Linked DNA regions of Mus musculus: all the other regions are linked to region 1. A link is a loop called in an ENCODE intact Hi-C map of the cell type or tissue named here. Cell type or tissue: left cerebral cortex. All regions are shown on one strand. Region 1 has its middle 33 kb from the start of Gm38412. Region 2 holds the start of Phtf1 (putative homeodomain transcription factor 1). Region 3 overlaps Magi3 (membrane associated guanylate kinase, WW and PDZ domain containing 3). Region 4 overlaps Magi3 (membrane associated guanylate kinase, WW and PDZ domain containing 3). Region 5 holds the start of Rsbn1 (rosbin, round spermatid basic protein 1).

Region 1 (5,000 bases):
GGATTTGGCTTGGAAACAAGACACTCTTCAAGAAATAAAGAGTGCACTGGCCCACGAGTCAGTGGGACTGAGGTTCTGACATAGACCCACATACTGCGATCTTGGTAAGCTGTTGACTGGAGAGTCTGGGTGGCACCCTTGATATTTAAGAAGCAGGCACGCATCCTGACTTAGGAACCCTTTCAGCTTTGGAGTCCTATAGATCGTCTCAAGCACACTGAGCCATTCTCAACTTAGTCTCTAATGTCCTTGTCCCGTCTAATGTTTTGTCCTGTCCTCCCTCCTCCTCCCAGTTTTTTCCAGTGGTTCTTAACTCCCTGGAAAGGCTCTTTTAAAGAACAATAATTACAAATGCACATATGGAATTTTAAAGAGGACAGAGATCTCAGCTGCTTTAAATGAGGATATGGGAAGTGAAGGGTTGAGACTTTTTGAGCCCTCTACAAAATGCAATGTGTGTTGAGACTACCAGTGGGCATCATTTCTGACTGAAGATCCTCTTTAGCCCAGACATTCCCCTATGTAGTCCAGCCCCCATGACTGCATATGAACTCCCGCAGTGCTCCGTGGCAAACTGAACTGCTTCTCAGAATATTCTCTTCAGTACGTAGCATGCTGGCTTTGTTCCAAGGTGGCATCTTGGAAGACCACAGATATTCTGGAGCCAGAATGCTTGAGTTCACATCATGGCTACTGGTATTTTAGGCTAAATTACTAAATTTCTTTTAACCTTTGTTTTCTTTTCTGCAGGACAGTAATGATAACCCTCATTCTACAAGGTCACTGTGGACACCAATGAACTCATTTCTACTAGGATAGCAAACACATTGGCATTTTGTTGGTTTGTTTGTGTGTTTGTCTAGTAGGATCTTAGCAGTCCAGGTTGCCTTGCATTCACAATTTTCCCTCCTCAGGCTTACAATCATGTGCTACTATACCCTAGCTCAGCTTTTGTAAGTCTAATTTTGGAGGGGAGAGGGTTCGTGGATAAATGACATTGTTTTCTTTGTGTTCTTCACCCAACCAGTAGGCTACATGTTGTTCCCCAGGTGGGTGGGTGACCGTTTTATCTTATAATAAGTTCAACCATGACTCTTGTTGGAACTGTTGGTCTGGAGAGTAACAGCAGCGACTGCATTAAGATGTGGGCACCTTTGTGGGCACCCAGGCACTGCATACTGCTGCTCTGATAACCAGAGCTTGCCTTGGTTCATGGCTTGTTCTCTGGTTGTGCTTGGGTATCACCCATCTGTATGCCTTCTTTGAGAACTGTCTGCCCAGTCGGTTAGCTTGTTTTCTGCTGGGTGATCTGTTTTCCTGGTGTTTAATTTGCCCAGTTCTGTATATATAAAGATGTGTAGCAGGCAAAGATTTTCTTACCATTCTCTAGGCGCTGGTGCTTGTTTTCTTTGCTGGACAGGAACGTCTTAGTTTCCTATACGTCTAGTTGTTGGTTGTTGGCAATGTGTGCTGTACAGTTGGAGCACTGTTGAGAAAGTTTCTTCTATGCCTGTGTCCTGAAGTGTTTTGCTTCAGGTCTGGCTCTAAGATCCACTTTGAGTTGATTTTGCACAGGGTTGGAGACGGGGGTCTTAGTCTTTCCTCTCCTTGTGGAAATCGTTTTCTCAGCACAGGTGTTTAGAGGTCTCTTTCCTCCAGTGTATGTTTTTGATACCTTTGTCCAAAGATAGAGAACTGTAGCTTTGTGGGGTGACTTCTGGGACCTCTGTTTGAGCCCCTTGATTGCCAGGGCCACTTTTTGAGCTAGTAACATGCTGTTTTTGTTACCATGATGCTGTAATATGGTTTGATATGGAATATTCCTGATAACTCTAGCATTTTCCACTTTCTGATAAGGATTTGCTTGAGATGTCAGGGTCTTTTGTCCTTGTAGGAAGCTAAACTGCTGGCCTACCAAAAGAATAAGTATAAAATTCTGAAAAAGAAAGCCCCCCCTTTCTCTGTGTTGTTTTGCTTGCTTGGTTACTTGCCTCCCTACCCAAAACAAAAAACAAACAAAACAAAACAAAAAAAAAAACCAAAAAACAAAAAAGGCAAAACAAGACAAAACCTTTCTCAGTTTGGAAGCCTGGTCCCCTTTTCTTTATGTTGAATACTCCCTATTTCCTGGGTCCATCTAGCTTAGAATTTCTTCAGGCTAAAATAACTTGGAGCTCAATTTAAACAATTATTTTTGTAGTCCCCGCCCCCCCCCCCCCCCCAGCCCCCAGCTACTTGTTGAGTAATCCAGGGTGTGTGTTCATGCCCAGGGCCAGGCAGCTGATTAAAAAACCTCTGCAGCATCCCAGGCTCTCCCGAGAAGGGGCCGGCTCACTGCCAAGCTCTCTACACAAGTTAGTCTAACCTGAATTTTGCAGTAGGGGGATGAAGAGGTTGGAATCCGAGATGCAGGGCAAACTGCAGTTTTCCCCTCACGTGTGCTCTTCAGATCCAGATATTAGAATTTAAGAAAGGCAGTGACAAGATCACTGTGGCTCTAATCCTGTCCCTTTAAGAAGCCTGTCATTTAACTCTTGAATACCCCATCAGCAATAGATAAAGGGCGGGTGAAGAAACTGTTGAGGCTCTTTCAAAAGGCGCCTTTTTGTTCCAAGGCATCTTCTTGTTTCCTTCTGTGGAGGCTCTACTACACAGCGGTTTGAACGAGAACTGGCCTCCAGGTGGCGCTTCAGCACAGAGAATGGCGGCAGAGGGCGCTACCCAGGCCACCATTGCTCAGGGATACCCTTACGTAAGGGGATTCACAGGAAATCCGGCTTCTCCGGTTGCACAATGGCGAGAGGCCTGGCCTTTGTCATGGCTCAGGCTGTAACTCAAAATCTGTACGGGGCGGTGCATGGCTCAAAAGTTCTAGAACGCTGCCAGGATGAAGCCCAGGGCAGCTTGGCCTGTTGGGAGGGAGAGGCCAGAGCTCCAGGCTTTGTCCTCGGAGGCCGGAGTCTTGTTCTGGGCTCCTAGCCCAGGATGAGCTCGCAGCTTGGCCCTCAGAGGTCTTCATTTTGATCCAAGGCTGCAGTCTTGCCCGTGTCCTCTCTCTTCCTTGAATCGTTTCCCTTCCCCCTCCTCTTCTCACCCTCTCTCCACACCCCATTCTCACCTTATGCTTTTTTACAAATTGATTGTCCTGTGTGATCTCATTTGCAGCTCCCACTTCCAGGGTAAAGGAGCAGGTTTGGGGCCATCCCTCAGTCCACGGAGAAGGTCCCTCCCATGCTTGTCACCACTAGCAAATACTGAGCGGCTTGGGCAAACATTGAATTCAACTTGGTGGTTCGAGAGCTTGGCACTGAGGAGTGCTCAGAACCATTTCCAGCATGAAGAAATATTTACAGACGGAAGCTGGGTGGAAGAGCAGTGTGTCCCAGGACTGCATTCTAGAGGTCAGGACCCCAGATACTAGAGCCACCGCGAAGCACTAGTTACAGCAGTTAATGTCTAAAGGGAGAAGAACAGCGGCACGCAGAAACCCGGGGACCCAGTCTCGGTGCTTGGCAGACACTATGAAACTTCTCCAGGTTCGGCCCTGGAGTACCTGTCTATAAGGGGACAAGTGACAATATGGTCGAAACAGAATGAATGGTGTGTATGAGAGCTCGTTTAAAGCATGGGGTGGATAGGCATTCTGACTTATCAAAAGCCGCCTTTCCTCACTGAGAATGCCCTGGGGCAGGGAGTGTCCTTGTAGCTTTTACCTATTCTGCCCCCATTGGATATCCGGCCAGCCCTTTCCTTGGTTTTTGTTTGAATGTGCGTGCTTCAGGCATTTGGGACTTGAGGCAGACTGACTAACTCGGTTCCAGTCCCAACTCTACCTTTTACTTGCTGGCTGGTGCTGCATGGGTCATTTAGCCCCTTTATGCCTGCTTCATATCTGTTTGAGTGGTAATATGATAACAACAGTATTAACTACAATTTTAGGAGCTGATACACAGACAAATGTGTGTGTGCGCGCAGGCGACCACTGAGGCCCCTCCCCATGTCTCAGCTGTCTCTCTCTAGTTATCCTGTACTGGAGAACTGGTTTGGTTCACACTGGGGTGGGTGTGGGGGGGTCTCATCAAAATTGTGTAAGATTCCCTCAGATCAGCTGCCAGACTCTTGGCTCTCTCCCATTCAGTTACAACGTTCTCATGGTCTAAGTGAGAGAGGAAACCACTAGAAACAGATGGGTTTTGTGTTGTTTTTCTGACAGAGGCACTGGCATCTTCATCTTCAGCCTCTCCAGGGGTCCAGCGGAGTTACTATAGTGTATGGCAGTTGTTCCGTACAAACTCGAGGCAGACAGGAAGGAAGGGACCTTGCGGATGATCACACTAATTAGTACAGAGTAGGTTATCTGGACAAGAGCCTGTGGAATGCAGAGCTATCCCTTAAGTCTTCTGACTAAGCATGGAAATCACCAAGGAAATGTGATCAGCCTGCAACAGAAAGGGGTGGGTAGGAGAGAAGAAACCATAGCTTCGTGCTATCAGCCAGAAGCATCGTTTTCCATCGCTCAGGGTTCCATCGCTCAGGCCAGGTTGAAAACCTTGCCTCTGTTCAGGGTCTCCAGTTGCTGCCTGCCCAGGAGTCATGTTCTGTGGAGGAGTTCATCATTTGTTTCATAGCCTCTTAGGTACCTTTCCTTATGGCTCAAGACCAGCCGGCTCACTGGGTCTATGTGCAGGACTGAGGAGGAGAAAACAGAGCTGGAGAGAACGGGCTTCAGAATGCTCTCCCCACCCCACCCCACCCCCGTCCTGGTTTATATAGCTCAGGTGGGTGGGGAACTTGCTATGTAGCTCAAGATGACCTTGACCTGATCTTCCCGCCTTCACTTCCCAGTACTGAGATTCTAGCTCTGCAGGCTCCACACTTGTTTTATGTGGTGCTGAGGATCGAACCCAGGACATTGTGCATGTTAGTTAGGCCAGCACTCTTACCAACTGAGCCACTTTCAGCCCTTTAGGGTAGGTGCTTTTGTTTTGTTTTGGTTTGGT
Region 2 (5,000 bases), 470 kb after region 1:
TCAATGACTAATTTGTACAGACACCAGTGTTTCTCTTTCCCATATGATGACTTAGATACTAAAACTTAATCTTCACCTCTACTATTACAAATCAACCAACTGGCATTCCAAATTACACAGCAGTTTTCAGTTATTTGGTGAACATGAAGAAACTGAAAGTGGTGCTCAATCCTAAGGGAACTTACCCTTAGGTAACCTAAAAGACCAAGACGTGCCTCTAAACCAGGAGTTAAACATATATACTATATACATATGTGTCTGTGTGTGTATATATACACATATACATACATATATGTGTGTGTGTGTGTGTATGTATGTATTTATGGGGGGCAAAGACTAGATGTAGGCCAAATATAAATTTTATTTGGCTTGCATAGTATAGTGTTGATAATGATTATGAGGAGGAGGAGAAAGAGGACAAAGAAGACAGAGAAGAAAAAGAAGAAAAAGAAGAAGAGAGGAAGAAGATTACTACCCCCTTATAAATGTGGATATTTCTTTTGTTAAATGTGTTTATTTTCAGCCTCTCTCCAATAAAAGACTAGCAAACTGGATCTGAACTGTCATATGGTAAAAAGCTGACCAGAAATAAGAAGCCACTCTTCAATTTCCCTGGGACATTTGCTGCTGAGGCCACATATCGACTGTCCTCTATCATTACCCATGCGCTGCCGGCTTCCTTGTAAGACTCGGAGGGTAAAAGAATGCATACTTGGTGGATAAATGCAAGTGTGATCCTCTCTTCTCTTTAAAGCAGTAACAAAGCTAGAATCAAAGAAATCAATTTACCTTAATCTGAGTCTGTTCGATTGACTTTTCCCATATCTGCTGATCATATGCTCCAATCTGAAACAAGGAGCAGGCTATTTAAATGATGCAAAGGCAATCTTTGTATCTAAGTCAAACCTCACAAGGCCATGAATCTATTAAATATGGTATCTGGAAAGTGGGTTTCTTACATATTAAGTTCATATTCCCCAGGGATGTTTTAAAAAAAAAGAAAGAAAAAAAAAAAAAGGCTGAATCTAAAAAGTGAAAAAAGCAACCCTCCAAATATTTTACACTAAAGATCACCTAAAATTCCACTCCCTGAAGAAAGCATCAATGGGAATCAGAGAGGAAGAAAAGGTAAGGAGCAGCTCAATCAGACGATAGTAACAATCTGAGCCATGCAGATAAGGATTTCATTCTTGTCTTTATAAAAAAAAAAAAAAATTAAAAGACTGATAATTTGCAAAAGCAAAGCATTGTAGTAGTTCGTGTATGCTGCCTTGAGAAAGGTGACTTACAGCTCACTTCCTAGAACCTAAAACTGTGTTTATAATGACTTTGCACATCATTTTTTATAATTATGTTGAGATGTTATATAAGAACATGTGATATTACCAAACTTAAGGAAAGTTAACAATATTCTTTAAGGGAGTTTTTTGCAGGGAGTATGGTTTACAAACAAAAACTACTGTTGTTACCTTCTTCTGATACCATGATATAGCATCTCTCTCATTTGAGGCCATCTGTGTCTCCAGCCAGAGAAATGGGATCTCACTGAAAACGAAGGAAATATCTCGGTAAGTCCAGTTGTTTCAGGTCATTGTCCCGTTTGGGGGTATGGCTTAAAATCTGCTTCTCTCAGTCTCTCCATTAGCTAGCTGCTCTTACTCAGGGTGTTCGCCAGAAAGAGGTGGGGGGAGGGGGAAATAGGCGAAACAGCATCCGAGAAGCCTCTGCACCACCCAGCACAAGAATGGATGCGGGGACAGCAAGTACCCGAGCTGGCCTCCCGCGCCCTCTGCCTCCCCGCGGCCGGCTCACCTGGTGCCCGCTGCCAGGCAGGCTGCCGGCCGGGCCCCCGCTGCTCAGTGACCCCCGCCGGACCGAGAGGCCGGGGGCGAGGCGGCGGGCCCGGCAGGCCGCATCTTCCCCCAGAGGCCCGGCCGTCCGCCTGGCCGTTACCATGGAGACCGCGGCGGCCAGCCCTGCCCCGGAGGCAGCCCAGCGTCCTGCGCCGGGAGGAGCGCAGCCTGCAGCCACAGACGCCCGACCTAGGCGGCCACAGAACAGGCCATGGGAGAAGCCAGGAGCCAACTGGGGAATGAGCAGAAGGAAGCGGGAAGGGTGCCTTCGCCAGCCACCTCGGCACCCGCAAGGGCTGGGTGCCCGGCTGGAAGCCAGCAGACGGCCCCGGGCCGGAGCAACGGCGCGCGTCCTCCGTGAGGGACGGGCCGCAGCTCCACAAGCTCTCGATGCGATCGGCCGCTTCCGCCTTCCGGCTCCGCCCCCGGCCGCCTTCCCGCCGCTCTGGCTGCCCGGAGGAAGAAGCCGACAGCCGCCTCGCGTGTAACCCTCGACGCTTAACGGAAAGTCACCTCAGAAACGACCCTCCCAGTACCCGTCGGTCCCCGGGAGGCTGGTCCCGATGTTCCAGAGGTTCCTGTGCGGGTCTGTAGCATTTAGCGTGGTGTTTACTTCATGTCCTTGTCTCCTTTGGGGGGACGAGACTAGTGCAGGGCACGAGCCTTCGCTCGAGTTCTCCGTTCTTGTTGGATGGACAAATGTTGGTGAATTTGCGCGGCCTGGAACGCGGACAGGCTGCCTGTGGCCCAGTGGTTCCTCCTTCGGCTCTCGGCAGCTCTGGGACAAAGGCTTTCTGCTGCCCACACAACACTAAGGGGATGCACAGGGCTCGGACTGCACTGGGACTTCCCCCAAATCGGAGAAAATGGCTGTTTATAGTGATTTAAAGAGAGGTCCAGAGAAAGGGCAACTGCACTCTAATGTAAATATAAATATGTATACCCACAGGGTTTCTAAGCTGTTCTTGTCTCTACACATTTGTGTGCACCTTAGTGGTTTGTTTCCAGGGGCCACTGTCTTGAACTTATTAAAAGCTAAGTCCTTTCTTGCCCTAGGCACTAAGCATTTAGTTGATGTAAGGCTAAAAATGGGTAATAGTTACCACTTAGGCAGTCTCCAGCCATTAAAACAGCATCAAATGAAAGTTATCCATACTGTGAAACGACTAAAATGTTAACACCCATAGGAATTATTTTTAAAAATTGCCTCACCCATTGGCAGTGATCCCCACTGTATACCCCTTAACTGTTCAGGGTTAAATAAAAAGCTGTTGAGCCTTAACAGCCCCTTCAGTGCTGCTGGACAGTGGAGCTCAAGGCAACAACCAACTCATTTTGGTAAATGACCTCAAAAAATTACTGTTAAGACCTAAATTTAACACTAATAACAAAAGCATTTGGCTTCATTGCCAAACACACGAGAGGTTTTCTGGGCTGTGGCTGTACTTTGAGGAATAGAATTGGTGGTACAGCTGCAAATTATTTTTCAGGAACCCTGGTAAAAATTTTCAGTGTTTTATTAGGATGCTGCTGTGTAAGGCCAAGCTTTGAACCCCCCAAAAAACATTCAGGCCCCAGCTCCCAGTAATGAACTGTCATTTTAGGAAATTGACTTAACAAGTCTGTTTTCTCACCAGTGTTGTGGAGATAATTAACCCCCTCCTATCTATGAGAACTGATGAAATACTGAGACCCTTCTAAGACCTAAATGCTGTCAGGACAGGCACTTCAACTACAGAGTTCACACAAAACTTAATGAGGAAAGGGATTCTCTTGTCTCCCATACTCCATCCACATCTGAAAAGTAAGCATCTTCATTATTATGCCATGCATCGTCACAAGCCTACGGCTGCTCTAAATGCAGGTAACCAATTTTAAGCAGCAATAAGGACAACTATCACAAATAAAAGCTTCATTTTTCTTCAAAACTAGTTGTACCTCAGTCTGGGTATCTCTGACTTTTTCTTTGGCAAAGAAAAGTCCATGATTTTCTTCTAAAGCTTAAAACTAAAATGGCAAAAAGAAGGTGAGTAGATGGATGCATGTGTGTGTGGAGAAGACTAGTACTCGACAAACAGGGTGCCAGCAATGACAACTCCCATGTGCTATTCATTTTGAAACATCAGTAAAGGACAAATCAGACTTTGTTTATTAAAAAAATACTTTACAGGAAAAAAAAGAAACCTATGCATTCCATTGTCCTACTTTACAAAGAAATAGCTTAACAATTTAACACACTCAGACAGCTACAAAAAAGCACTGTGTTAAAAGAATTATTATTCACACAAATTTGAGATTTAAGACTATCCATTAAAAACCTTTTAAAACACTTGTTAATGTCAATAAACAAACTAAGGCCACACAAACGCAAATAGTCCGCCAGGCAAATTAAACATTTCATCTATATGCAAAGACCTCTTAGATAAATTAAAGCCACAGGAAAAAAAGTCTTAGCTGCCAATCAAAATGAAGTTTAGTCACAGAAAACACTATTACATGAAAATTTACAACGTGTGATAGTATTACATAAGTATTTCTTTAGAGAGAATTGAAAAGTGCTATATTTTAAGAGACGGTGGTCTCAACTACATGCACAAGTGGATCCTAAAAAATGTATGGAGATTTTTTAAATGGAAGGCCATAATGTTTATGGATACTTGCTTTTAAAGCAACAGACTTCCAGGACGAGGATAAGTCCTTTATGCACTTAAGAAAAACACTGGTGATGTGTATCTCCTCTACTTGCATGACCAGTAAATACGGCTACAGACTGTCTTGAAACATGAAACTTAGCACAAATGTGAGCCTCTGGCATGTGCTACTGAAAGGATGAAACAGATTTATTAGAAAAACACAAACTCAGTAATCCTAATTATCTTTAATAGATGCAAATAAATTTAAAAGGCAAATACAGATGAAAATATAATGGGCTAATATTAATGATAAAGGATATATTCACTAGGAACATATTTTCGTGGATTTTGGAGTCTTGTTCCTATATTAACTTTCCTTCTAGACAATATTTATACAGGGGAAAAAAAGCACTAAGCAAAAGTTTCTCAAGTCATTAGGTGAGATCTTTATGCCTGTTAAGACTGATATATCATTTCCTAAAGTTTAGCAAATTATTTAAAATAAGCTCTTTTC
Region 3 (5,000 bases), 420 kb after region 1:
ATCCTCTGGATCTTACAAACTCTCCACCCCCTTTCCACAATGTTCTCTGAGTCTTTGGTGAGAGGATGTTTTGTAGATGCATCCACAGGTGCTGGGCTCCACAGCTCTGCATTTTGATTGATTGTGGTTTACTGTGGTTGTAGTGGCCTCCATTTGTTGCAAAGAGACATTTCTTTGATGAGGTGTAAAGACTATATTTATCTGTGGGTATAAGGACAAATGTTTAGATGATTGTTGGTGATTGTTCTGATTTAGTAAATCAATGACTGTAGATTCTTCTTAATAACCCTGACTTCAATAGCACAGAGTAGTTAGCTAGGTTTCTAGTACAACGCATGGTTTCCTTTCCCTCTTGCTGAATGGGTTTTACAGTCCAATCATTCACACTCACACACACACACACACAACTCTCTGGATGACTTTGTGATCTTTGATGCTAAGTGCCAGGCAGAATAACTTCCTCTGTAGAAATGCAAGTTCCAGATGTGTACAGTTTGCAGGGTGGCCTCGTGCTCCAACATCCTGAGACTTAGAACTGTCAGGAAGGAAAACCGTCTGTGCTCTGGAGACCTAGAACTGAGTAGCCTCGAGCTCTGTCCTCTACACAGATATGACTGACGTGTGTGGTTCTGGTTTCCACGGTATGGAAAAGACAGGGGTGAAAATGTGAAATAAAAAATGGCTGCTGTTCTCTTAAAACATAAATGTTACTTAAAGCCAGAGGAGGAGAGTATCACTGTTCCAATTCCAAAAAATAACAGTGCAGTTCTGTGGAAGCCCTAAAGATGGGAACTGTAACCATCACTGTTGTTTACTTTAAGATCCACTTGGTCTTCATGTTTTCATGTACAGATTCTGATTTCTGTTGTTTTTTCACTTAAACAGAGCATCATGGTCCACCATCAGGAACAAACTCAGCCAGGCAGAGCCCAGCACTACAGCACAGGCCCATGGGACAAGCACAAGCCAACCACATACCTGGGGACAGGTGTGGCTATTCTCAGGTTTTGGGTTTTCTCATCTTCCTGCTTTTCACTATCCCACTCCCAGGCAGTAATGCACAAGCCAGATAGCCAAGTCTGGAAGAAAGCTGTTGGGTATCTCATCCTCGCGGTCCTTCCCAGTGCCTGCCGCCCTTTCACACCCTCACCCCACTTCCCAGCCTCCATGCTAGGCACAAAGGTGATAGGCAGCCCTGAGGCAGCACCTAGCCTACTTCTCTGGTAAGACTTTAGTAGGGGAGCCCAGCCCCACCTGAGTCAGTCTTCTCAAACTGCCTTACACTTGGGCAGTAATTTGAAGATATTTTTCCTCTGTTAAAAATATTATTCATAAAAGAAAACTAGGTTCCCAGAAATTCAGCATCTTCCCAGGCCTTGGGGCTTCGGAAGGTCCATTTCTCATGGTGACAAGGTCACAGTGTCTGCCCCCAGTTCAGTTATTTTTGAGTGCAGCTTTCTTTGAGAGCAACTCCATTAAATTCCACTGAAGGAAGGGGATGGGGTTCAGTGTTTAACCGACCCTGGAGAGAAGGAGCAGTCTTTTTTCCTAGCAATTCGGGTTCTAGAGATAGTCTGTTTACAGCAGCTTGTCAGGATAGAGGATGGTAAGGCTCAGCCTTGAGAGGAGTTGATCTGCTTTTCTTTTCAGACTGTTTCTCATTTTCTCAGTGCAGAACATAACTTGGTTTCTCTCACAGAATTGCCCTAGAAGGTGAAATTGGGAGAGATGTCTGCAGTTCTTACAGACATTCCTGGTCTGACCATAAGCACCTTGCACAGCCTGACACTGCAGTGATTTCAGTTGTGGGCAGTCGGCACAATCAGGTAAACACAGACACCCTGATGTTGATTTTTTGGGTTGCTGAATCACTGAACATTGGTGTTTTGTTGCGAATCTGTTCGGATACATTTGCTTCCAAAATTACTAATTTTTACAGGACTGGTAATGTGGTTGTCATTCACTACACCATACAAACAGAGAAGTCAGAATCGAGGTTAAGTATGCACAAGTGCATAGTTGTAGCTAATTAAATGGGGGGAGCTTTTGCTTGCTTTTCAGGAAAATTTGTAAAAAATCTCCGTAAAGTGGGTACTTTCAAAAATTCTGTTCTCTTAATTGTTCTGCTGAACATTGACTGACTATAAGAAGGCATAATCTTCAAATGAATCTATTTGAATTTATGACAGTTAAGTAGCAGCCCCAGCTAGCATTCCTTTCTTGCCACTTAGAACTGTATCAAGAGTATACACTATTTCCCTCAGCTATAAAGCAGATTCTCTTCAGGACACATCAGAAGCAGTGCGTGAGAGCACTCTGTCATGATGCTTCCTTCCCCCAGAGCCTTGGCTGTTACCCTGTGGAGCTGGAGAGAGGCCCTCGAGGCTTTGGGTTCAGCCTCCGCGGAGGGAAGGAGTACAACATGGGGCTGTTCATCCTGCGCCTGGCCGAGGACGGGCCCGCCATCAAAGACGGCAGGATTCACGTGAGTTGACCTTTGTTTGCAACCTCTGCTTCTGCCTCTAGGCTGGAAAGTTCTAGAAGGAACTGCTTTAGAGGGAATGCAGAAACCCCTTACACAGGAAACGGGTTTCTGCAGCCGCATGCCACCATTGTGCTTCCCCAGCTAGCCAGGGTTCAGAGCCTGATGGCTTCTCTGTGTCCAGAAGAGCAGTCAGTGCAGGGCCGATGGGTCGGTAAATCAAATCTCTTCCATCTTAGTACAGGTCCTGAGACAGCAGGATAAAACGACTTTTATTTTACATTTTCTTCTAAGACATAATAAGCCCAGGGAGGTTTTCTACTTAGATCCCTACAGAGGCAGAAGCCTCTGGCCCTGCCACCCGTTACAGTTATTAGAAAGACGAGCGTTCACTCTGTGCTGTTCCGTCACAGACTTTCTCAACCTTACAACACTAGTGCTCAACTTTTCAAACATATTTTTACCGTTTTATTAACATTGTTATAGTAACTGAAAATCACAGCAAAAATGGTCCCTTGCCTCTGCCGAGAGAAGTGTTCCCTTTGGTTTCTACAGAGCCCTGCCAGCCTAACAGAAACCCAAAGTTCCACTTCCCTTGCCTTCCCATTTTATTTTAAAGGTAAAAATGACACCTGGTGGCGAGCCTGTTCAATTACATGTTTTATTTACATTGTATTTATATTAAAATATATAGGTTTGTGGCTATAAGAGAAAGAGTGTGACTGAAACTATGCTCTCTCTCCCAGGATGAACCAGCCATGCTCACACTGATTTTCATTTCTGTCGGAATTACTTTCCTACTTTGTTGTTCATAATTCCTCAGGGAAATGATTCTTTTATCACCTACCAAAGGGGCTTTTTTCCCACTTATTTTGGACAATAAGGGCTTTGTTAATTACCTTTCTTACTATCTCCTGACCTGTAATCTTTATTGTCTTACTCTGCTTGTTTTTTTTTTCACTTTACATAATTGTTTTTGTCTGCTTGTTACCATTACTGAATACCTGAGACTGGGAAATCTATAAAGAGAAGAAATGTAATTCTTACACGTCTGGATCCTGTGAAGAAATCCCAGGCCAGGACAGTCTAGATGGTGGAGAACTCTAGTCCTATGGCAGGGAGACAGAGAATGCCTACGAGATGGGAGCTCACTTTTAAAACAACAGAACCCCAACATCTGGCATAAAAGATTGTTTCCAACAGTATTTCCAACCAGCACTTATCTGTGGCTGGTGTGTAGTCATATTGCATAGCACTGACTCTCCCACAACCCTAGGAGGTAGGACTCTGGTTTTCATATAACAGGTGAAGAAAATGAGAGACTGCTGATCTAGAAAAAAGTAAAGCCACATACCTGGACCCCACAGTACAGCTTCCTGTCTCGTCAATAGATAGAAAGCATTAGTTTTGATATGGGGGGGGGGGTTGGATTTTTGTGTTTTATGGTGTTTTGCCCAAATGTATGTATGTATGTATGTATGTATGTATGTATGTATGTACATACACATGTACGTATTTATCTGGCCCACAGAGGCCAGAAAGATGTGTCTGGTCCTCAGGAACTGGCATTAAAGAAGGCTGTGAGCTGCTATGTAGGTGCTGGAAATTGAACCCAGGTCCTCTGGAAAAGCAGCAGTGATGTAATTGCTGAGCAGTCTCTCCGGCCCATCCCCATCATCTCCTTACTGAGTCTCTGCTGTCACATTACGTACACATTATCTGAGTATCTTACAAATATTTGGGGTTTTAATATTCAGTAATATCTCACTGTTTGAAGTCAATAAATACCCTCAGTTACATGTCACCTTGATACGGATCTCAAAACCAACATCTTTATTCACGTTTCTTACTGTTAGATTTCAGCATATTTTTTATTTTCCTTTAAAATAGACACTTCTGGTAAATGACAACAGCACTGTGGTATCTTATTCCAAGTCCTAGCTTTCTGTTTTCCAGGAAAATGATTTTATATTTGTTACTATATACAATCCAATAATTGGTTTAAATAAGTGTTCATATTAATGTATTTTTTTTCTTTAAAATTTAATCTCTAAGTTATATCATTTAGCTAAAGCCTCACTCATGTATAGGATATGCTGGCAATACAAAAGATGGCCACTGTCTCGGGAAAGCTTCAGTGACGAGCAGCCATCTGCACCAGCTTTAGAAAACTAAGTCAGGATTAGCTCTTGCTTGAAAGCACCCTTACAGATTGTTACGTAGGTGCCACTCTGCAGGGTTACTTAGGGCTATTCATAAATGTCATCTTTTCTAGGGCTTAACTTTTGGGAAAAAAAAACAAATAAACAAAAACAAAAACCTAGATTTTTTATTATTTATTTATTTTACAATACTAGGGATCAGTCTCAGGGCCTTACAGATGTGGGAAAATGTGAATTTAATGCTTGATTTCAAATGCTCAGATACTGACTGGTAGCCACATAAAACTTGCTCATGCAGAATTTTTATCAAGTAAATAAAATCATGCATTGTGTTCCCATCAGCTGTCACTAAGATA
Region 4 (5,000 bases), 340 kb after region 1:
GTTATGTTGCTGTGTAGGTTCTGTGTATTTATATGTAGTAGAAAAGAACAAAAAAAATTAGAGATGCAGTTTTATGGGATAGTAGATAAAAGGATAAACTGATCAATAGTAAGCTTTTGTTATGAAACCTTAATGTGAATATGTTGTTCCAAATAAAACTCAATGTAGTCCACTAGACATGCAGTGGGATAATGTTTGTCTGAGCCTTGATCTTTTCTAATTATCTACAGTCTTGTCTAATAAACAGTGTTTACGCTGCTTTTTCATTTAAACTTAAGTCTTTGTTGCAAATTATAGCTTTGAGATTTCTGCAACCTTCTGTTTACTGTTCCTATTTCCTACTTCCAAAGAAATAACAGAAAACATTTGACTGTCTTACTTATTCACACTGTATTAGGAATCAACAAGTAGACTACTGTTCTGCCAGGGACCAGTTGTGGGTTTGTTTTTTTGTTTTTGTTTTTGTTTTTGTGAAGAATAAATTAAGTAGAATTAGAGCTTGCCAAAGCTGGAACATGTAAGGTCTGCTGCATCCTGAGCATTGTTTTGGATTTTATTTCAAGTGCAATAGAAAGTCATGGGGATGGGGGCATTTTTACACATACTAAATGACCTCATCTGTTTTACATCTCACTCTGGTGACTATGTGAGGGCTAGGAAGAAAGGAGACACAATGAGTAAAGGGAAGCTGATTAGAAGGGTGTTTCCAGATGAGAAATGATGGTGGTAGATTAGATTAGAATGCCATAGATGACAATGGTATATGATTTGAAAGCTGACAAAAATTGTTGATAGGCTTAGAAAACAGAGGTGGAGAGAAATCAAGGATGGCTTTTAGATTTGGGATTGTTCTTCCAGCTGTGGTGCTGCTATGTTCTAAGAGAGAGAAAACTGGAGTAGATGGTGGAAGAGTTTTGTTTTGTCTGTCTGATATTTGAAGTGCTTATCTGATATCTCCAGACATGCCATCTGCAATGTATGAGTGAAGTAGGAGTTAAATAAAGATAGCAGTGATGAACATATGATCTGAATTTGAAGCTTTTAGGATATGATGTTATTTAAAGCCATGAGACTGAATGAAATTACTTTGAATGTTCATTATATTCTCTGTTCTATATGTTCTCCTGTGTCATAAAATATACCCAAATTATATTACAGTCATTTATTTTAATTATAGTACTTATAGTAATTCGGTATTATTTACCTTCTTGTACTGATTTCCATGTCCTGTTATTAACCAAAGGATTTAAAAATATTTGATTACTATTTTATATATTTTAATGAATATCTCATATATTTTGGGTTTTTTCCTCTCTCTTTTTTGTAGGCAAAGTTATAAATAAAGATTTGCGACACTACCTGAGTCTTCAGTTTCAGAAAGGATCAATTGACCACAAACTACAGCAAGTCATCAGAGATAATCTCTATTTGAGAACCATCCCATGTAAGTGCATGTTGGCATAGAGAAATGAAACTTAATTAAATATCTAGAAATAATTTAGTGAAGTGTTTTTTTAAAAAGATTTGAGCAATGGTAGAAGTACTGGCTGCCATGTCTGAGCATGCTTTTCATAACCCACCTAGTAGAACTAGAGAACAAACTCCCACAAGCCGTCCTCTGACTTCCACACTTTTTGTGTGCACATGTACAAACACACAAACACTCATGCATGCACACACACGCACAAGCAACACACATGTACTCATATTCTCCTGCATTGAGGTACATGAACATGCTTACAAATATAAAAATATGTATTTTTGTATGAAATTGTGAAGATTATGTTGGGGACATGAATGAAACAAAATTGAATGTGAAGAAAATTCTCCTGAAGCTTGTATGTGTTCAGTTCTAAGTACAAAAAAATTGAAGCCTCCATATTGTGACTTCTAACAAAGTGAGGACTACAATTTAAAAATATGTACTTACCTGTTCTGTTGAAAATGTTTAATTTTCTATTATTTTATATGCATGAATTTTTTCCTGCATGTGTGTCTGAGCATCACATGCATGCAGTGACCTCTGAGGCCAGAAGAGGGCATCAGATCTCTTGGGAGTAGCATTATAAATGGCTGTGAACTAGGCATGTCATGTGTGTGCTGGGGCTCAAACTTGGATCCAGGGGAGGACAGCCAATGCTCGTCATTGCTACAGCTCCTGTTTACCTGTTCTTAACTAGATTTTATTCCAAAAAGTAAAATTTGAAAGCTAATGCCTTATGCACTAAAACCAAGTAATTCAAACATTACTGACTATAAAATCTACCCCTTTCCCAGTGAGGAAAGGAAAGCAAGTATTTCCTTCTGTGTATAATCTATTTTGAATTTTTATTTAGTTATAGGTCTTAGTACAGAATCTGGATATTGATGTACTGGCGGGCTTTGTTGTTGAGAAATCATACATACTGAGTTTTGGCTTTAGTTAGTATGGGCTGGGGAAGAATAAAAAGCAGCAAACAAACAAACACATATAAATGCATTCTTTTAGTTACATTTAGTATCTTAGTTACATTCCCTGCTGTGAAGAGACATGATCAAGGCAACTTATGCAAGAAAACTTTTCATTGGGGGTTACTTACTGTTTCAGAGTTAGTCTGTGACCATCATAGAGGGAGGAGGCATGGTGCTGGATCAGTAGCTAAGAGCTTATATGTATCCACAAATTAGAGGTGGAGGGGAAGGGGAGAGGGAGAGCACGCAAGAATTGTCTGAATAACCTGGGCTTTTTGAATCACCAAACCCCCTCCCTATGACACACTTTCTCAACAAGGCCACACCTCTTAATTCTTCCCTAAAGTTCCACCAGCTGGACACCAAGCAGTGAAGTACAGCGCCCTATGGGACCATTCTCACTCAAACCACTACACTTTTCCTTTTCAATTTATTTGTAGATCCTTTTGGATACTACCTTTCATTCTGCAGTTCTTGGTTGCCTTTCTTTGTTTACTCTTACATAATGACCAGTCTCTCACCAAATCATTGTGGTTTCAAAATTACAGTTCCTCTATACTTAGGTCCTTTCCCTGCTTAGCTTATTTTCCCTTCTCCTTCAGTGTCCCTCCATCCCTCCCAACAAAGAGCATTACATAGACATAAAGAGTGAAATAACAGAATTTAGAACCTTGACTTACCACCAATCCCCATGCTTTCTTCTATTCCTCCTTCTTTTTCTTTTCTTTCTTCTTCTTTCTTCATTCTTCCTTCTCCTTCTTGTCCTCCTTCTCCTCTTCTTCTCTAATTATGATTGCTCAAAGCTTGTTCTATGCTAGGTTTCCCAAGAAAAGTTTTTAGCGGTTGTGGCTTTTGTACTTTGTTCATTTGGATAGATATTAAATTTGGCATCTTATTTTCTTTCCTCAACTATGTTAACCATAGCAAGCAGTTATCCAATTGGTTCCTGGCACAAAACCTTGCTTAAAAAGATTTTTATAGCAATCTGATTTTCATTACCTCTTAAGTAACTTAACTTACCATTATGTCTGATGAACAACTCAGGATAGCATTTTATTTATTTTATAACATCACTTTATTAAAACTCATAAATAAACATATCATACAGCCAGATTAACATAGCCACTCAAACACTTGCCCAGTCCCTAACTTAATGTGTGTCAATAACTTGGCTCAGTTAGGATAGCCATCCTACAGCCATGGAGCTTTGTTAGAGTTTACACACTTCTACTCAACTGCAGCTGTATTCAGTGACCCACCACACAAAGGAAGAAACACAACAGAGTTGAAACTGTAAACACAATTGGCTTTCCATCCTCCATCAGGATGCACGTGTCTTTTTAATTGCATTCCACCTTTCCTCATCATCTAATATTATTTTTTTCTCTTCTCTCTACTTAAAAAAGAGTATTATAAAAAACTTGAAAAACAAATCATTCACCCAAATTAACCAGGCCCAGAGTCTGTACATTTCAGTGAACTTCTAAACAGTTTGAATAGCCATTTGGAATGGAAGCTGTGTAGCTCCAAACTGTATTTACACTTTCACTGTTGGAATATATTTTATGCACTTACCCACCACAAAACTCACAAGAGAACAGAAAGGCTAAATGTTAGGAATGAGGAAGGAATGCACTCAGCTAATGGACACCAGTTATAAAGGAGGCTACACAGCTAATTATCGTTTCTACTTCTAACTCTGTCGAGTACTTCTCAGGATAATGCTTTTAAGTTTTATAGATGTCGAGTTCTCTCTTACCTTGATAAAATACATTATGGAAAAATAAAGATGTACTTCTAAGACTGTCTTCCTTACTGTCCTCTGCCCCATCTCATTTGTTGCCTTTTAGTTTGCTTTATTATCTCGGGTTTGCATTTCTCCATACTTTGGTATTTTGTCCTAGAAAGAACCTACAATCTAAATAGTTTTAGTCCATAGAATGCAAGGAGTTGCAGCCTTTCAGATCTTAATAGGACTTCTTAGCCTGCTTACAAACTGAAATGTCTAAAAATTCCTTCCTGAACCTGGAAACAATGATACATTAGTAGCATTTAGCAAACTGAATGGTCACATCTGTTCTTTAAATACCCTTCTTACTAAAAGATTCCAGATCTGTGTGGAGAAAATTCTGATAACGGGTCTGAGACAATAAAAGTATAAATGAGTCTAAATATCTGGTTGTACTAGAAAGCATATAAATGCATAAAACATTATGCAGACATACCATAATTACACAGAAGCCACAAAGAGGAATTTACTGACTAAAACCTGAGATCATTAGAAGAAGAGAGGTATAGGCAGGTCGAAGCATGGTGTGCAAACAGACAGGCATTCTTGTGGGAGATGCTGGACTATATAGTTCAACAGCATCATGGTCCTTCAGAGAGGAAGAGACTGTGCTATAAGGTATTTTCTATACCCCAGCATCAAGGAGAGCAGGGCAGAATATGGCCGGCCCTGAGCAGCGATAATAGAAATATAGATTCAAGAAGTCTGAAGTATCTGGAGAACTCTTTGGAAACTATAGAGTTAACCATTCCCAATGGTT
Region 5 (5,000 bases), 530 kb after region 1:
ATAGATATAGAATATTTGCATCATCTGAGAAAATTCTATTCATCAGCATTACAGAATTGGTTTTGATTTTAAAAGAACACGGGGCCTGTACAGTCTTCCGGGGCGCACACTGTGAATTACTACACGTGTCAGCACCACCCTCCCCCATAAAGGGGAACTGAGAGATCTCAGATCATTTCTAGTCAGCTTACTGACTGCCTCTGGAATGAGAATTGTCAAGGCAAAGGAGTGGAGAAAAGGAAGCAAGGGAAAGAAAGCCAAGCAGACTGCCAATAGTGATAAAGCTTTAACTAGCATTTAGGAGTCTCAGCTTTATGCCAAGGACACTAGTATTCTCTCCTACAGCACAAATTTAAAGAAAATGATTATTGAAATGTCCCTGTGGCTGTGTATGGACACACACCAGGGAGTATGAGGAAAAAGGGTAAAAATATAAGCTACTCCAATATGCAATTATTTTGAAAACTGGCATACCAGTCAGTTTGCCACAGTTATACTCCTAAAGATGGTATCTGGATACCACCAAAGAAAAATATAGATGCAGTTCTGTCCAGTGGAAAAGTGAAAACCTATTATTTCACCTAAACATACACACACACACACACACACACACACACACAAACTGGTTAGCATTGTGAGTAAATATATGGGAAAAATCCAAGACACTCGAAATTTTAGAATCAAAGACTAACATGTTAATAACTGGAATTACCCAGTATTCGAACACATTAGTGTGTTAGTATTTACTGATTATGACTATTATAAGTTATAAATATATACAAAGTATAAATATGGCATAACCAAAACCCTGCTTCATTTCTTCCATAAAGAATATAAATACATGCTACAAGTATCTGGCAATAGAAGACACCAATTTTGGCCAACCTAATTCATCTCAAAAGCACTCTTAGTCCTACTTTTTCTATGTGAAAAACCTTTAAAGACTGCTGGAATTGCAGAGATTCTCAAACAGTGCTCTGGCAAAATGAAATGAAACTAGAATCTACATCTGCATCTGCATCCTACTGCACGCTTCCTTCCCTTCAGAGATACGGTTGGTATACTTCCTAGACTCAGAGGGTGATAAAACCTTCCTCGAACCAATCCTAAACCATACTAACAATTAAAAGGGCTAATATTTTTTTTTAAAAAACTATTTTTACTACGTCTAGCTGAAAAATAAACACCGTAAATGATTTTTTTAACCTCGCCGAAGCTAAGGCAACCAGTAGTTGTGTAACCTCTTTAAGAATTCAAACTCAGAGCCCAGAGTCAAACCTGTAAATATGCTGGTGCCAGGAATGAGAAAAACTAAAGATTTCCAAGCAAGAGAACAAGAAGGGACTTTCAGTGACAAGCCTTTACTTCAGAAAGGGAGGTTTTAGTACCCCACCTACTAATCCGATGCCAAGCACTGCGCGGCGCGGAAACCCTGCCGAATTTGAAAATAAATGTTGCAAAGGCTCCGGGGGAACTGCAAACAGGGATGGAAACTGACAGCTCGGCCTCAGAGAGAAGCCTCAAGTAGGTCAAACTGTGGCAACCGCCTGCAATCCCGAGTCCACTCCAGTGGGCTCAGGGGAGTAGAGCGGCGTCTTTCAGTCCTAAAGGGGCGGGATATGGGCACTGAGACCTACAGCCCGAGCCCCAGCGGTTCGCCTGCTCTCACCTCTCTTGGGGGCCTTGATCAGAGGCACCCCTCCGCTCCTTTCGCCGTTTTCCTGCTTGTCCTTGTGCTTGAGATCGCCCGGAACGCAGGCGCCGGGGTCACCATCGGAGCCGCGGTGGTGATGGTGCTTGTGCCGCTCCTTGTGGCCCTTATGCTTGGGCCCGGCCGCGCTCACCGTCAGAGGCGAGAAGGTGAAGAGGGCCGAGGTGCCCGGGGCCGGGAGCGGGGCAGCGACAGTGGGCCCGGCGGGTGCCAGCGACGGTGGCGGCGGAGGCGGCAGGAGCAGAGGTTCAACAGGGCCCGGGACGGTTGGGGCGGCATTCGTTGGAGGCAGCGGCCCGGGATGTTGGCGGCTACGACGCCGCCGATGAGGGGGAGCGAGAGGGGGGTCCTGGCTCGGCCGCCCCCGCTTCTCCTGAGAACCCCCGCTGCTCGCCCGGCGCTGCCGCTTCACTCCCCGCGGCGAAACCCCAACATGGGGTTTCTCCTTCCCTTCTTTGTCCGGCTCCTCCTGCGCCGCCACCGCCCGTACTACGCGAACCGCTCCGACCTGCGCAGCCATTTCACCCACAAACACACATTTAAATGGCCCGACCGCCCCCCCGTCCGCGGTTCGCGCAAGCGCTGCCCGCGCATGGCCCGCTGGGCATTGGAGTCTCTCCCCCACCCTCCACTGATCGGTCGTTCTCGTAGACCTGAACATGCCGGAAACGGCAGTTCCGACACCTCTCCGCAGACCTCGCCAACCGAGCTTCTATTGTAAAGCACCCTGGACGCGCAAGGCCTTGCGGGAGTTGTAGTTCCACCGCCCTTCGCGTTCTTCCCCCTCCCCCTCCGCCCCCACTTTGCTCTCTGAGTGGAGGAGCGGAGGGGAGCGTGCGCCTAGGCACGCTTCGGGGTGCCACGCAACTGCCGCCCTCCGGCGAGTTGCCGCCAACCGCCCTAACCGCCCAAACAATGTTAATAGCTTTCAGAGTCTCGCCGTGTGTTCAGGCGCTCCACTTCCAGTGTTCCTCCTTCATCTTGCCCGGAGGTGGTCTCCATAGTGACTTTTCAATTTCGTATTTCTCCCCATAGCCTTTGTGAGGTAAAAGAATCTCCAGTTTACCCTTGACAAACCAGGAGGAAAAGAATTTCGGAATATGTAAAACGACGGTTTCGCTGTAGAACATTGTAAAGCTGCTATTCAGAAAAGAAAAAAAAAATTTTTTTGAAGCATTTCCTATAGCACTGCTGTGGCGACCGCTGCAGGCTCAAGGCAGGTGCAAATGTTGCCTTAGGCGTTCCCTGAGCGCAGCTCCGCCTTGCCAGAGTCACTTTTCCCTCCAATTCTTGGAAAGGTAGAATCCAGCATTTTTGTTGAACATACAGCTATAGTTAACAACAAAAAAAAATGTCTCGATAGAAATTTTTAATTTTTTTTCAACCCATACATATAAATTTGCAAATGTGAAAAGCGCTGTCAACCTGACACTGTTCGCCAGGAGATGGTGTTTACTCAGAAATCCGTTTTGAGTTTCATTACTTTAGCTTTTTACCTAGAATTGCATTTAAGTCCTTGAGAAAGCTATTTGGAAATAACCGACTACAATGATGTACTAGGCATATAAAAGACACTGTGGTTTAACACCACTAGTTCCCAGAGAAGTAACTTAGGCTGAGTGAACTTCTGTAATAAAAGTTATCGTTTAAAATAGAGAAGTTCTTGAACACCTACTGGGTATACATTGTACTACAATAAACAAGTAACAATACAGGTCAATTTGCCCTAGCATTTGGGTTTCCCAACAAAAAGTATTAAAGCGCAAATAATACTGTTGCTAGGCTGTATTTTCATAAGTAAAAATATTAAACTGATAGGGAAAGTAAAGCCAACCCTTTACAATAATAAAGAGCCATTAAATTATTTACTGTATAAAACTAGATTTGAAATATAATTTACTTAGAAGAATCCATAGTCATATAGAAATACATTTTCAAATCACCAGTACCTTTAAATGGTTGTGAACATAAATTCGTTTTATGTGGACACGTTTATCTATAGGGCCTTTTCTATGAAGAACACACTATCAAAAAAGAAAGTTAAAGTGCTAACAAAAAGTAACCGCTGTTGATTTTTTTTTCTTGAATTGGTAAGTGAATAACTGGGTAAACATACATACAGTTGGACACCTCATAGCAATACAGAAGTGATCACTGCCGTTATTTGTACATCATCTTTCCTTCTTTTACGCAACAATTGGGGAAATTGAGGAGATACACTCCGTTTAGACATTTAGTCATTTTCACAAGCAGTACTGCAAGCACAAAGGAAGGAGTGCTTTGTTTTCTAACTAAAACCTTTAGTCAGTCGTGATGGAGCACGCTTGCAATAGCAGCGGTCTGCAGCTTGGAGAAGGATCAATAGTTTGAGGCCAGCCTAGGGCTGCATAGCAAAATCTATTTTTTAAAGTTATTTTTAATATTAAGGCAGTGTATAAATTTAGTTGAAGGGTCGGAGAGACAACTCAGATGGTGAATTAAGTGCGTTTAACTACTTTTGCAGAGGACCCTGGTTTAGAACCCACGTAGCAAGTCACAACCTGTTATTCCAATTCAAGGGATTTGGTTCTCTCTTCTGGCCTCGATGGGCACTACACACAGGTGCTGTACATACATGCAGGCAAAAACACTTGTATACATAAAAATATTTTAAAGAGAACGTTATGATCAAATTCTTACAATTCTATTGAAATTAATGTTTATGCTGGACTTGTGTGCTTGTTACCACAGCCCTCCAAAGGCTATGGAGGAGGAGACATCATCTCAAAATAAAAATTTATATTTAAAGAAAATTCATATATAGAAAGAAAGTAAAATATAATAACTTTCAAACGTGAAAAGTAAATACACTTTGAAGCATAAACTGAAGTACAAACTTTATTGGCAGTTCCCAGTGAAATATAAGGAATATGAAAATACAAGTTTGCTGGAAGTTTGTCACATATTGCTTTCCTTTTCAAGACTATTGACAAAATATATCCTCATTACTGATATTATTATTATAGCAGTATTCAAGTAGCTTTATCTGCAGGTACAATTTTAACAAATATTCTTATAAATCCAGAGGTGCGTTACATATTCCAAGCTGATGGCGGGTTCCTTGGTCCTTTGGGTTTTGAAAAACGATTTCCGAAACCTGAGGACAAAAATAAAACTGAATGAAGATGGGTATTTTTATACACAGAAATTAATACTTGAATTTTAGAGTATAACATTAAAATTTTAAGCACCCTTTTTGATCAATTTAGTAATAGATTGTGGAGGCATTTTAGTAATTAAAGTTTAAATG

The links. Peaks named below come from ENCODE experiments on the same cell type or tissue, not always from the same donor. Only the 100,000 strongest peaks of a DNase experiment are listed, where the experiment ranks them.
Region 2: it touches region 1 in a loop (3-fold over the local background); 3 of 42 quality-filtered maps call a loop at or near these places.
Region 3: a loop joins it to region 1, with 4 times the contacts of the local background. A loop is called at or near these places in 31 of 42 quality-filtered maps.
Region 4: a loop joins it to region 1, with 2.5 times the contacts of the local background. A loop is called at or near these places in 20 of 42 quality-filtered maps.
Region 5: a loop joins it to region 1, with 2.1 times the contacts of the local background. A loop is called at or near these places in 9 of 42 quality-filtered maps.

Annotation. Positions count from the first base shown.
Region 1 is chr3:104,439,900-104,444,899 of GRCm38, reverse strand. No RefSeq gene overlaps it. Among named protein-coding and RNA genes, the nearest start is that of Gm38412, 33 kb to the right of the region's middle. In left cerebral cortex, CTCF peaks have their summits at 2,478 and 2,679 (motif pointing right); a DNase peak (open chromatin) is centred at 2,704; H3K4me3 peaks cover 397 bases; H3K27ac peaks cover 422 bases.
Region 2 is chr3:103,965,600-103,970,599 of GRCm38, reverse strand. Rsbn1 (rosbin, round spermatid basic protein 1) reads right to left here. Exons shown (of 8, transcript NM_001356556.1): 8 at 3,964-5,000. Phtf1 (putative homeodomain transcription factor 1) reads right to left here and starts at 2,342. Exons shown (of 19, transcript NM_013629.2): 1 at 1,813-2,342; 2 at 1,470-1,545; 3 at 790-846. The coding sequence starts at 1,514. It overlaps Phtf1os (putative homeodomain transcription factor 1, opposite strand), which reads left to right and starts at 2,284. Exons shown (of 1, transcript NR_030676.1): 1 at 2,284-5,000. In left cerebral cortex, no CTCF peak of the experiment used is centred here; DNase peaks (open chromatin) are centred at 1,707, 2,020 and 2,255; H3K4me3 peaks cover 2,206 bases; H3K27ac peaks cover 1,705 bases.
Region 3 is chr3:104,017,763-104,022,762 of GRCm38, reverse strand. Magi3 (membrane associated guanylate kinase, WW and PDZ domain containing 3) reads left to right here. Exons shown (of 21, transcript NM_001159354.1): 17 at 886-988; 18 at 1,700-1,826; 19 at 2,342-2,485. Among named protein-coding and RNA genes, the nearest start is that of Phtf1os, 52 kb to the right of the region's middle. In left cerebral cortex, a CTCF peak has its summit at 3,117 (motif pointing left); a DNase peak (open chromatin) is centred at 3,047.
Region 4 is chr3:104,102,175-104,107,174 of GRCm38, reverse strand. It overlaps Magi3 (membrane associated guanylate kinase, WW and PDZ domain containing 3), which reads left to right. Exons shown (of 21, transcript NM_001159354.1): 2 at 1,328-1,444. Among named protein-coding and RNA genes, the nearest start is that of Magi3, 120 kb to the left of the region's middle. In left cerebral cortex, a CTCF peak has its summit at 2,028 (motif pointing right); a DNase peak (open chromatin) is centred at 2,034.
Region 5 is chr3:103,911,823-103,916,822 of GRCm38, reverse strand. It overlaps Ptpn22 (protein tyrosine phosphatase, non-receptor type 22 (lymphoid)), which reads right to left. Exons shown (of 21, transcript NM_008979.2): 21 at 4,571-4,847. The coding sequence ends at 4,783. It overlaps Rsbn1 (rosbin, round spermatid basic protein 1), which reads right to left and starts at 2,703. Exons shown (of 8, transcript NM_001356556.1): 1 at 1,670-2,703. The coding sequence starts at 2,372. In left cerebral cortex, CTCF peaks have their summits at 2,559 and 3,407; DNase peaks (open chromatin) are centred at 1,025, 1,504, 1,734, 2,398 and 1 more place; H3K4me3 peaks cover 3,290 bases; H3K27ac peaks cover 1,978 bases.